Regions from separate parts of the Homo sapiens genome. Here regions 1 and 2 are each linked to region 3. The links are chromatin contacts, found by Hi-C in ENCODE. All regions are on one chromosome and are shown on one strand. The core of a region is the stretch at or near the end of the contact, and the rest is flanking DNA. Distances in the headings are between cores, read along the strand shown. Region 1 overlaps SYT1 (synaptotagmin 1). Region 2 overlaps SYT1 (synaptotagmin 1). Region 3 has its middle 15 kb from the start of LINC01490.

Region 1 (4,105 bases), core at 608-3,107, 1.7 Mb after region 3:
ATCTGGGACTACAGGTGTGTGCTATAATGCCGGCTATTTTTGTTGTTGTTTGTTTTTATTTTTGTGAAGACGGGTTTTCACCATGTTGCCCAGGCTGATCTCAAACTCCTGGGCTGAAGCGATTCACCCACCTCAGCCTCCCAAAGTGCTGGGATCACAGGCACAAGCCACTACGCTGGCCTCCCTTAAGTTTCTAATTGGAATGTGTGAAGAATGGTAGAGTGGCAGCGTGCAAACCCTTAGAGCCCTAGAAATGAGAAGGAAAGGTTTCCTTTTCTTTCTTTCTTTCTTTCTTTCTTTCTTTCTTTCTTTCTTTCTTTCTTTCTTTCTTTCTTTCTTTCTTTCTCTCTATTTTTTTGTCTAAAGAGTGGGGCTGAGGGAATAAGAGAAACTAAACTAATGCTACAGAGTACTGGAGCAGGAGAGAGAAGAGTAGATGGGGTGTGTTGTGTGTGTATGTGTGTGTGTGTGTGTTTGGGGTGCAGAATAGTTAGTTGTTATTGGAAGTGCTGGTGTAAATTAGCATAATCTGTTTCATAGACCAAAAAGAAAAATCATACCCCCCAACACACACACATTTATGGTGGGGTTTACTTTATTCAGGAATATCTTAATATGGTAATATGTAGGTGGTAGGTAAAATCCCTTAGTCTTCTCATTTCACATATTATATTATAAAAACATATAAAAGAGTTTGTTTATAAAATTCATTAGCTAAGGAGTAAGCAAAAGTTTTATCTTCACATATATAAAAGTGGAAATATTTTAGTAATAAGAAAAATAGACTTTGAAATTAGTGGAAAGAGAAACATTTAGAAACTGATTTCTAGTCTTCTACAAAACTATCTACCCCATCTCCACTGTGAATTATTCCTCTGAAATATTCATATTCTCAAAATAAATTTCTTTGCTGAAAGTAAACAATAGATATTATGTGAAATACTATGTGATAAGTGAAATCATTACACTCTTATTCACATCTTGGGCCAGGCTTTCTTCTTTCCTTCCTTCCTTACTCCCTCTTTCCTTTCTCCTTCAGTCTTTTCTTCCCTGTCTCTCTCATTCCTACATTCCCTGTCTTCTTCACTCCCTTTCTTCATTCCTCATTTCTTTAAACATTCTCTGAGTGTAGCACACAGCACTAACAGAAGGTCTGGTACTGTTGCATGGCTGAATAGATTCATCTACTTGTGCACTAAGCTTTATGCTCCAAGTGATGGACTGTTCTCCGGAATGGTAGGGATAAGGAGGGGGCTCATTTTGCTCATGTCCAGTAGAGAAGATGGATACTGAAGCAGAGGCATGTCCTAGGTGCTTTGAGAATACAGAAGAGAGGGAGAAACCAATCTCGCCTAGGAGGAGTTAGGTCAGGAAAAGTGAGGTCAGACTCCTGGGTCAAAGCTCTGATATTTGAAAGAAATGATACTTTTTGGAAGGGTGAGTGGGTTTGCTTTGGTGTTCCCAAGGGGGATAGAGGAGGGTAGTGTACCTGTTACTGTATTTGTTTTATTATTTTTCCCTATTGAATCCAACAACTTTTTTACTTATTTTCTTTACCCAATTCCCATTTCAGAGCCCTAAATTATTTCAGAGAATTTGATGCCATTGGGTTTTGGAAATACTGGTGATAAGGCAGAAATGTACTTATTACCCATTATAATATTATCTTATTTGTAATTCTATAAGGTTCTCCTTCCCCCTCCTCCACTTATGTGTAAATGAACATTATGCTTTGGTTTACAAGCAGACATAGGGACAGACTGCACAGTGGAATGTCTTTGAAAGGCAGAGATGCCACGGGCTGGGATCCTGGGAGGAGAGAGCAGGAAATAGCAGCTATGTAAGTATTTCCTACATAGTTTTCAGGGGCAGAGCAGCTGGGTCTCAAAAACATTATTATGCTTTTGCTACAGGCAACTATTTTCTGGGTAAACATAATCCCACAAACTCTTCAAGGGCATCAACAGACAAGTTCTCCAGCTGCCTTCTCCCCTGATAAAATAGAAGCATAAACTAGTAATGGTAGAAAAGAAGACATTTTTGCAAATGATGCTAACTTAACAAAGGGTCATATTTCAGCACAAGGAAATTCATACCCCATTTCTGATCTAAAGCCTCAAGATGGTCTCACAAAGATTAAGGTGAAATGCAAAATATAGTTATCAGTTTTGTGAGGTTAAAGGAGGTGGCATATGTGAAACTGCTATGTAAACCGTGACGTGCTCTGCAAACCCAAATGATATTACCATCATTTTTAATAAGTAGAAGTCAACCACAATTAGAAAGATAGAAGTAATCATTCTTGTCTTGGACAAGTCACTTAACTTCTCAGAGTCTTTGTTTCTTTATCTGTAAATGGTTTAATGATACCTACCTTACAGAGTTGTCAATATTATAGATAGCATGAAAGTTGCTAAGCACAGATCTTGGCAGATGGTAGGCATTCGATAAATGGTAGTTATTTTTATTATGATTATAAAAGAACATTTCTAACCATTCATCATTTTAGGAAAATCTCACAGAAGTGATTCTTTTAAATTGTACTAACAAAATAAGTACTTCCAATCCAAGCCATCTCACATTCCGTGTGTTCAAAAATATCAGAAAACACCTGTGACTTTATATTTCAAGTTTCAGTCACCATGGGGAATTTTTAAGAATGAAGTTTAAACTTTTAAAGAATAAGAAGTGCATTGGAATGTCTGAAAGAATAAAAGAAGCAGGAGAACAAAAAAGAATAACAGAGAAAACACAACCCTTTTATGGCAACAGCCTAGGACAAGTGGATGATTTTCAGAATGATAATAAGCACTCACCACCCCATGGCTCAGGGCTGCTCTAACTTCATGCACAGTGGGGAACCTTCTAGGCTTTTCAATATCAAATTGTACATGCAAGTTATTTGTAACAGAACATTGAAAAGTCAATGAAGGCAAACCTGGTAGGCAGCTACTGTCAGAAAACATCTGAATCAATAGGACACTCTCAGAATTGTCTTTCCCAAGCAAAACACAAAACTGTATTAACCAAAAGCATGACAGCACTGTGAAATTTCCTCACTGCAATAACTTAAAGCTACATAGACCTAGGGAAGCTGGCTTTAGTGCCTCACCCAACAGGTCAGAAAATAACAACAAAATGTCATTATGGATCATGTTATTGAGCAGCCTTGAGGGAGATGATAACTCTGATCAAAATGCAAAGTCATACACTTAAAATCTTTAATCATGCCTATAATGCAAGAACATTAAAATAAGCTAGCATAAGCTCATAAAAGGATTCTTTTTTAAAAAAATTATCTTTTTCTTCTCCTTCGCTTGTTCTATTACTAAGGCTTCTACAGAATGGTAGATTAAGCAGAAAAAAGTAGCAAGAATGAAAACATAAAAACATTTGTTTTCCACTGCTAAGAGATAAACTTCAAACACTTTAATTTAACCTTCATGATCTCATTACAGCTTCAACTTTAACCAATCATCCCATGTGCTTAACTAAATTCTTTACTAATTAAAATGGAAAACCAGCATGGAAGGAAGTCATGTAAGGCCAAGATGGAATGCCCTTTCCTTTGCAAAGCTTTTCAGGCACTGTTAAGCTATGTCTACCTGCTGGCATCCAAAGAACTTCTAATCTTCATACTATTATATTTTAATTAGTTAAAAATGCCCATCCATTCCAGTATAATATAAATTTTTCCAGGGTGGAGACTGTCCCATTCATTTTTGTGGCCCAGCACCATTCACAACATGTAGGGGAAGTGTGAGGTGACAGAGCAGCAGCCTTGTATCTAGAAGTCCTGTTCTCAAATGCCAACTCTGCCAGTTATTAACTGAGAAAGTCACTTAACCTTTCTGATCCTCTCCTTCCTCATTTGTAAAATGGTGATGATGTCTACTTTTCAGTGTGAGGATTAGAGGATAATGCTGTGTATTATAGGATATATAATATGTGTATATGAGCGTGTCTCTGGCATTGATAAATGCCAGCTAAAAAATTATTGGTTAGCACATAAGGAAAACTGCTGAAAATACTAAAAACTGTATAGATTATTTCCTTCTTATTGACTTAAGGTTCAGACACCAATTCTTGAACAAGAATATTCCAT
Region 2 (3,988 bases), core at 984-3,483, 1.3 Mb after region 3:
AAGATAGTTTCAGATTTTGCTAAGAGCTCTGACATGATGTTATTAATGCCTTGGGGAGAATAGGGTAATTTAAAAAAGGTTGATCAGGAAAGTCCTCATTGAGAAGGCAACATTTTAGCCAAGAACTGAAAGACAAGAAAGAACCAGTCATTTGGCTGTATGGTGATGCTTGTACCAGCCAGAAGGAGCAGTACCTGCAAAGGCCCTAAGTTGCACCTCCTTCTGCATGTTTGAGAAACAATGAAGGCAGGGGGAAGAGAGGTAGACGGTGAGGTCAAAGCGTTAACTTAGGACCTGCTGATCTGTTGCTTTTGTAAGCAGAGGCTGTCAGTTCTGATGACTCAGATGTATTCTACTATTTCATGATACATAAAAAAGAGAACAGAGGGTTGGGGGCTGGGTGCAGTGGCTCATACCTGTAATCCCAGCGCTTTGGGAGGCCGAGGCAGGTAGATCACCTGAGGTTAGGAGTTTGAGACCAGCCTGACTAACATGGTGAGACCCCATCTCTACCAAAAATACAAAAATTAGCCAGGCGTGGTGGTGCACACCTGTGATCCCAGCTACTCCAAAGGTGAGGCAGGAGAATTGCTTGAACCAGGGAGACGGAGGTTGCAGTGAGCCAAGATCACACCACTGCACTCCAGCCTGGGCAACAGAGGCAGAATCTCACAACAACAACAACAACAGCAGCAGCAGCAACAACAACAACAACAACAACAAAACAGGGCTGAAAGCGGAGCAGGTTTGGAACTGCTATAAACGGGAAGTCTCGGTCTTTGCCTTCGCAGATTGACCCTGATACAGGTACCAAAGCACTTACGTTGCAGGCAAAATTCCCAACTTAGTCAAAACAAAAGCTGGAAGAAACTTAGGGTTCTTTATCAGCTTTTGTGCCTCGATAAGCCTAGACTATATGTTATGTACCTGGGATGGGCACATTTGAGCATCTTCTTAGCCCAACAATCTGAAGTCTTAGATTGAGTCTCCATTTTCTCCAGTCTTGATTGCCAAGGAACTAAGTGTCTTCTAGTTCTTTCACTGTATTGAAGTCTCGTCCTGAACTTGGGTCCCTTTAGCGATATCCCTAATCTCTTGCTTAGCTTGTTCGTAACTTTTTCTGAGATCTAGACCTTGCTCCTATATCCTCAGCTACTGGTTGAGTTCTCTAAATGGAAATACACCTGCCTATGAGTCACATTTGTGCTTTAAGAATACAATTTTAAAAATTCTAAAGCAAAGATTACCTCTCCTACAAAATAGGCCTCTGGATAATTGAATTTGTTCTGTTTTAGGGGTTGTTCTGCAAAGCGAAATCCTTGTCAGTCTCTTGGTGGCTTAGAAGTCCTTGTGATTGCATAATAAAACACAATTTTATGGAAATAATAAAATAAGATGTAATGAAACTCACAAATGTTGCTCTTGCTTTTCCTGAGTACAGCTGCTGGACAACATGCATAGCATCTAAACATTCACTAGGTTTTCTGAAACATGTAAATAGCATAGGAAACCTGCAACCAAAAAATTGGGCTACTGTCTCTAGGCACTCTATATCTCTGTAACTGTATGGATTCATTCTGTTCCCCAAAACAGGAACTCATGTATGGATTCATTCTGTTCCCCAAAACAAGAACTCATGGAAACCTTCATCATCTAAATACTGACACCCCGTCTTCAATGTCATTTAGATAATCCTTCTTGCCAATGAAATAGATGCAAGACATGGGACACTTCACTTCTTTTGTTTAACTTATCTTAAAAAAGTAGTTGAGTCTCTCTCTCTCTTTTTTTGAGATGGAGTCTCGCTCTTTCACCCAGGCTGGAGTGCAGTGGCACAGTCTTGGCTCACTGCAACCTCTGCCTCCCAGGTTCAAGCGATTCTCCCTCCTCAGCCTCCCAAGTAGCTGGGATTACAGGCACATGCCCAGCTAATTTTTGTATTTTTAGTAGAGACGGGGTTTCACCATGTTGGCCAGGCTGGTCTTGAGCTCCTGACCTCAGGTGATCCACCTGTCTTGGACTCTTAAAATGCTGGGATTACAGAAGTGAGCCATTGTGCCCAGCCAGAAAGGCTGATTTTTTTTTTTTTTAAAGAATTCAAGCCAGTCTATCCTGACTCCAAACCTGCTGCTCTTTGTGATATGTCAGAGAGACAATTTAGTACAGTGTTTACAAGTACAGACTCTAGAGCCAACCTAACTTGGATCTTGGCTCTGCTTTTTTCTAGCTGTGTGGTCTTGGAGAAGTTATTTCACCTCTTTGTGGCATAACTCCCTCAACTGTAAAGTAGTGAAAATGATAATGCCTAGCTCATAAAGTTGTTAAAATTAAATTGAGTTACCACATGGAAAGTGATTCAAAGTGTGGCTGGCACATTTCATTGTTAATTATTACTATGGTTTTATGAGAGGGCTAACATCTAAGTCAGCATCTGTGAATCAGACTCTCCTTCAACTCACTTTGCTGAATTGGTAACCACCATTAGCAAATGGGAAAGAGTCTTCCCATTTGCTGCACAAGTAAGCCAAGCTATCCCAGTACCAATTTATTTCTGGAAAGAAGCATACCCGCTCTAAACAACTGGTTCATTTTGAAGAATGTCATCATGTATGAGATAAAAGACAAAGGGAACATTTCTTTCATTACCACCTATATGAGGTGGTCTCGCAGCGTGAGATGGGAAACTGATTCAACATCCTGTACAGTTTGCTCCTGTTCCTGACATCAATAGATCAAATTACACACAGCTGAAAAGTTAAACTCAGAGTTCCAGGTGGAATCTTATTACTGAGGCTGTAGGATAGTGTAAATCAAAACTGATTTACTGAGCTTCTTTCCAGATTCTGAGGCCAGCTAATGTTGATACACTTAGGCATATTATGCCTGAAGTATCTACTTTCCTTATTCTGCTGAAAATGAGGAATTAGAGAAAAGGAATCCCTCAGGCTTGAGGTTTATTTTTGTTAGAGATGTGGTAGTATGTATTGGTTGTTGGAGTGAGGTAATATCCATACCTCTTCCCTTACTTTTTCTCGTGACTCCTTTCTACTCTGAGAAAACTCTATACTGTCTGTTTTCTTCTTTCTGGTTTCCACTTAGCTGTAAAACTACCCTGCACCCCAAACTCTTTCCTATTCAGAATGAGGAATAGGAAGTCACTGTGTTAAAGCTACGGGGATATGACTTACCAAATCAAATCAAATTGTTCCTCAGCTCCAAGACAGTGGAGACCTAGAACACTGACTATGCCATGTGAGAGGGAAGCAGAGGATCCTAGCATGGTGACCAGATGACTACTTTGGTCTCACTAGCTATTTTCAAGGAAGAGGATATAGACCTTGTTTGACTGGTTTTGTAATTACTTGATCAGCTCCAGTCTATGAGCAACTCTAAAGATGAACTAGCAATTCTACAACTCTGCCAAATGGGCAGCCCCTTCTGAATACAATTCATGGGGCAGACACCTGCGGCCTGGTGCCATTCTTTTTTGTTCATTTAGTCCTATTCTGGCATAAACTTTGAGTGAAACATAGATCTCTCATATTAATTGGTAGGAGTTTCATTTCTGAAGGGTTCCTTCCAGCAATCAGTACCTAGCACGTTGATCTAGCCCTGATGCTCCAATATCTAGCTCTAGGTGGCATGAACTATCACCTCCACCTAGTCCTTCAGGCATGGCATTCCATCCTACTTGCCTCCATCAGTATATCCTGGATACAATGAATCTGCCATCTTTTTTTTGGCCAGGGAGTAAGAGGAGATGATATATGATATACAGGCATATATGGCATATGAGATATGCCTCTGTTTCCTTACTGTTCCAATTACTGTCCTTCTCCATCACCTACCATGCTATACAAAGGCTTGGTTGGTTTGATGACTTCAACTGCCTGGATGGAATAGAAATAAGGAAGTAGGATGTGGATCAAAAGACACCCCAGAAATTCTCTCTTTTCCAGATAATTCCTGATCCCACCTTTGCTGGCGT
Region 3 (3,961 bases), core at 901-3,400:
TCTTGGGTCTATCTCAGTTCTCTATAGCTCACTCACAAAGTTCATCTGGGTTGAGAACTCAACACCACACACTTCTAAGAAAGAAAAGAGCTTTAATTATTATTATTATTATTTCTACAAAGAGGAGATAAAGAATGTAAAGATAAAAGTGGTCATCCTTATCTCTTATTCCCTGGTTGTTCTGATCTTATTCTTATCCTCAGGATGAATGTAGAGGTTAATGTAAATATTAACCATATTAATATTAAATACCCAATCCCCCCACCAAATGACTTTACTGTAGATACATATTTCGTTGCTTATTTCATGGGAGAAATTCTAAAGTGTAAAGTGAGTTTTAAATTAGCAAGGTGGGCACAATAATACTACTTCCATATGCCTGAGTCTGTATTAATGGTCCTGCCTATTGCCATTGCCCATCAGAACACAAGCCCCACTTACACTACAGTAGTTCTCCTCTGCCCCTAAGCCATTATATCAGGTACAGGAGATTGTGAGATTAATTACTGTTGTCTCAGCTGTAGCCTATAGAGGAAGATAAAAGGTGATCATCGAAATCAAAACATTTCTTCAGCTTTAGCCCACATTGTGTTCATCTGTGTTGCTAACACAAAGTTTTATCTGAGTTTTAACTTTTATATACCATATATATTCAACAACTAACTTAAACATTATATTAATTTGCTACTTCTACTGCCTCCCCGACACCAAGGATAGAAAACATAATATCTTGAAGGAAAATTATCATACATGAGAACTAATACCTAATTTTTTTCTTCCTTTAAGTTATAGTGATTACAAACACAAATTCAAGAACTATCCCACACAAACACAACGTAGTTCCAAAGAGTTTAATTGCTACCTGTTCCATAAATCTTTGCTTCCTGTGAGTTTTTGTTTATTAGCTGTATTTTTGTAGATAATAGGGTTGTAAGGGTGAGAGGCTGACTGTCTGCTACAAAGAAGGGACCCATAGAAGGTCTAGACCTGGATTTTTGTAACACAACAATCCAGCATCTAATCCTCAGCTTTGAAGATCCAGCTTTTCTGATTTTTTTCTGGGAAACCCAAAGAGACAGTCTCATTTAGCACTAGGTTTTTCAGAATAATTATTACTAGCACTCCATTTTGCTCTCAGAAGTGTCCCAATATAGATAATACATTATGTAGTCAACATATCTATAGGTGATATAGCACTGGAGAATCATTCATATTAACCTGCCTCAGTTCACAAGAAGCTTAGGATTCTTTTCTTTTTGCAATTAACCAAAACACAACTCACTTGAGCTTGAGAAGAAAAAAAAAAGAGAGAGAGAATCAATTACTTCCAAAACAGGACAGATCCAGGTCTCAGTATCTCAGTGTTGATAGAATTCTTACCTCTTCTTACCCTTCTGTCTTCCTCAGTGCTGCTTGTCTCTCCTCTTTTTGATCGTAGCTCTTGTTCTCTCCCACTGCAGTCATTTTCTCTCCTTTGGATGTTCCTCTCCTAGTCTCGATTCCATTCTTATAGCTCTTCATCTAAAAGAAAAACCAGACTCTTTCCCTCAGTGCCTATATCTTACAGGTAGTATCTGAATGACTTGGGTCTGGTGCTCACTTCTTAAGGAGATTATTATGGGAAATGGTAGCATGACTGGCCAGGTCTGGGATATATCCTTGTACCTCCTGGATGTCCACTTACTAGCTGTAGGAAAAGCAAGATGAGTAGGACACTAACACCTCTAATAGAAAACAAGTTAAAAAAAAAGCTAAAAAGGGACACAAATATCAAAATGGGGTTCAATTATAGGGGAGATAACACATCACTTGAGGAAATTAGAAAAATCTTCTTGGAAGAGATGCCAATTGAAATAGATGCTAAAAGTTGAGTGAGATTTGACAGTACGAAAGGAGTCTGAAATAGCACTGAGATAGACATTGACAAGAGGAAGATTGCTCTCCAAAATTTTGACTTAAAATAAGAATCATTTATTTTGTTACTCATCCTGAAAGTCACAGAATTAGGCTGAGCTCAGCCGGGCTGTTCTGGGTTTGACTGGCTGGGCCTCCCCATGTGCCTGTAATCAATTGAACATCAGCTAAGCAGCTCTGTTTCTGGGGTTGGCTGACTTCCAATTGAAGTGACTCAGCTTTTTTCCCCATGGTCTATTACCCTCAGTAGGCTAGTTTGGGCTTGTTCTCATAATAGAGGAAAAAATCTCAAGAGAGAGCAAAAGTCCACAAGACCTTCTGAGAGTTAGGCTCAGACAGGCAAAATGTAATTTCTATCACATTCTATTGGCCAAAACAAGTCACTAGCCCAGCCCAGAGTCAGCAACTGGGGGAAAAGTCTCTACCTCTTGATCATTGTAAAAGGCATTTATACACAGAGGAACAGAAAATTGGGCTGCTTTTGCAATCTACAACAGTGTTTTACCGAAATAAGATAATTAGAGAAGTATTTTGGGTAGACAAAGCTATACTTAACAGCTAACATTTATTGAGTTGTATTTTTTTTCTCTAATTTCATTTTTATCCTGACCTTTATCTTTTGTCAGAATACTTAACTTGCTAAAGTGTCTGACCCGTGTCCAATTGTTCTTCTCACAGGAAACTTATTTACACTGGCAAATGCCCTTGTGACTCTCACCAGACCTGTGAATAGTTTATTCCTACCAAGATAGCCACTCTGTAGGAGAGCCCTGACTGGAAAAGAAGTTAGGTTCGGGTATGTTGGTCGTGTGAGATGCAGAAGAGGCAGCACAACAAAACACATGGTATATTAATCCGTTTTCACACTGCTAATAAAGACATACCAGAGACTGGGTAACTTATACAGGGTAGATGTTTAATGGACTCACAGTTCCACATGGATGGGAGGCCTCACAATTATGATGGAAGGCAAGGAGGAACAAGTCACGCCTTACATGGATGACAGCAGGCAAAGAGAGAGCTTGTGCAGGGAAACTCCCCTTTTTAAAACCATCAGATCTCGTGAGACTTATTCACTATCACGAGAACAGCACAGGAAAGACCCACCCCCAAGATTCAATTACCTCCCACTGGGTCCCTCCCACAACATGTGGGAATTGTGGGAGCTACAATTCAAGATGAAATTTGGGTAGGGACACAGCCAAACTATATCACATGGAATAATAGAAGCAGTTTTATTACTCACATATACCCTAGAGAGAAGAGAGCAGCACATTTTTCAGGACCGACAGGAAGGAGGGAGTCCAGGACACACACTCAACTGTCAAGTGGGGAGCAAGAGAGATAGAGTAAGAGACCTGAGGTCCAAAGACTTTATTGGGGTTCAGGCCATTTCCTAGGTAGATTTCCGGTGGGGAGTTACAACTGGTGGGTTTAAGAGCAAGTGGGCAGTTTGATGCAGTCCTGCAGTGACTGAAAGGTGGTCACTGTGGCCTATCTACAAAGCACATGCCACATGTGGGAGTGGGTAGAGCAAGTAGGTTGAATGTAACTATCTCGTAGGGAAGTAGTCACCAGGAGGCAGTTAATGAGACAGATATCTGAATGAAACACCTTGAAAAACTGGGAAGAGGTGGAGAACTGAAAACTCTGTCAAGGGTGACTAAGCTCTGCCTCTTGTATGAGGAAGTCAAACCTATTAACTCATTGAATATGGAAAGTCAAGCCATTTACATTCAAAATGGATGTTGAAGCAACATACAATTATAAGAATTCATTATATTTGTACTTACTATGTGTCAAGTGCTGTTCTAAGAACTTCACATATATTAACAGATTTTAATTATTGTGATATCCTTTATTTCAGAGAAACAGACTACCTGCATATGAACGTTTAGGCAGGGTTTACTAATAGTAAAGGAAACCTAGCTGGGTCTAAAGTTAGGAATTCCCTGCACCCTGGGCTGTTGCTCCTCATTAGAAGTTAAGCTACCCAGCATAGTCACTGCTTAAGTTCCCAGCTGCCTATGTAGAATGTGACAAATAA

Evidence for each region. Hi-C counts contacts between places; a loop is a spot of excess contacts on that map. Pooled maps may share reads with other maps.
Region 1: a loop to region 3 is called in a map with no recorded cell type, with 11 times the contacts of the local background. The contact joins two enhancer-like sites. A Hi-C loop is called at or near these places in 3 of 37 single-sample maps with no recorded cell type and 4 of 50 pooled maps.
Region 2: a pooled map of heart left ventricle shows a loop between it and region 3 (4-fold over the local background). The contact joins two enhancer-like sites. A Hi-C loop is called at or near these places in 1 of 50 pooled maps.

The regions. Positions count from the first base shown.
Region 1 is chr12:79,061,168-79,065,272 of GRCh38, reverse strand. All of the region lies in intron 3 of SYT1 (synaptotagmin 1), which reads right to left. All of the region lies in intron 3 of LOC105369863 (a long non-coding RNA gene), which reads left to right. Among named protein-coding and RNA genes, the nearest start is that of SYT1, 200 kb to the right of the region's middle. Within about 2 kb of position 1,857, at least 2 of the 41 ENCODE cell types and tissues checked have a DNase peak (open chromatin) inside an H3K27ac peak, as active enhancers do.
Region 2 is chr12:79,438,021-79,442,008 of GRCh38, reverse strand. The region is part of intron 9 of SYT1 (synaptotagmin 1); the gene reads right to left. Among named protein-coding and RNA genes, the nearest start is that of MIR1252, 21 kb to the right of the region's middle. Within about 2 kb of position 2,233, at least 2 of the 41 ENCODE cell types and tissues checked have a DNase peak (open chromatin) inside an H3K27ac peak, as active enhancers do.
Region 3 is chr12:80,776,465-80,780,425 of GRCh38, reverse strand. No RefSeq gene overlaps it. Among named protein-coding and RNA genes, the nearest start is that of LINC01490, 15 kb to the right of the region's middle. RefSeq lists enhancers at 2,032-2,261, 1,506-2,705. Within about 2 kb of position 2,150, at least 16 of the 41 ENCODE cell types and tissues checked have a DNase peak (open chromatin) inside an H3K27ac peak, as active enhancers do.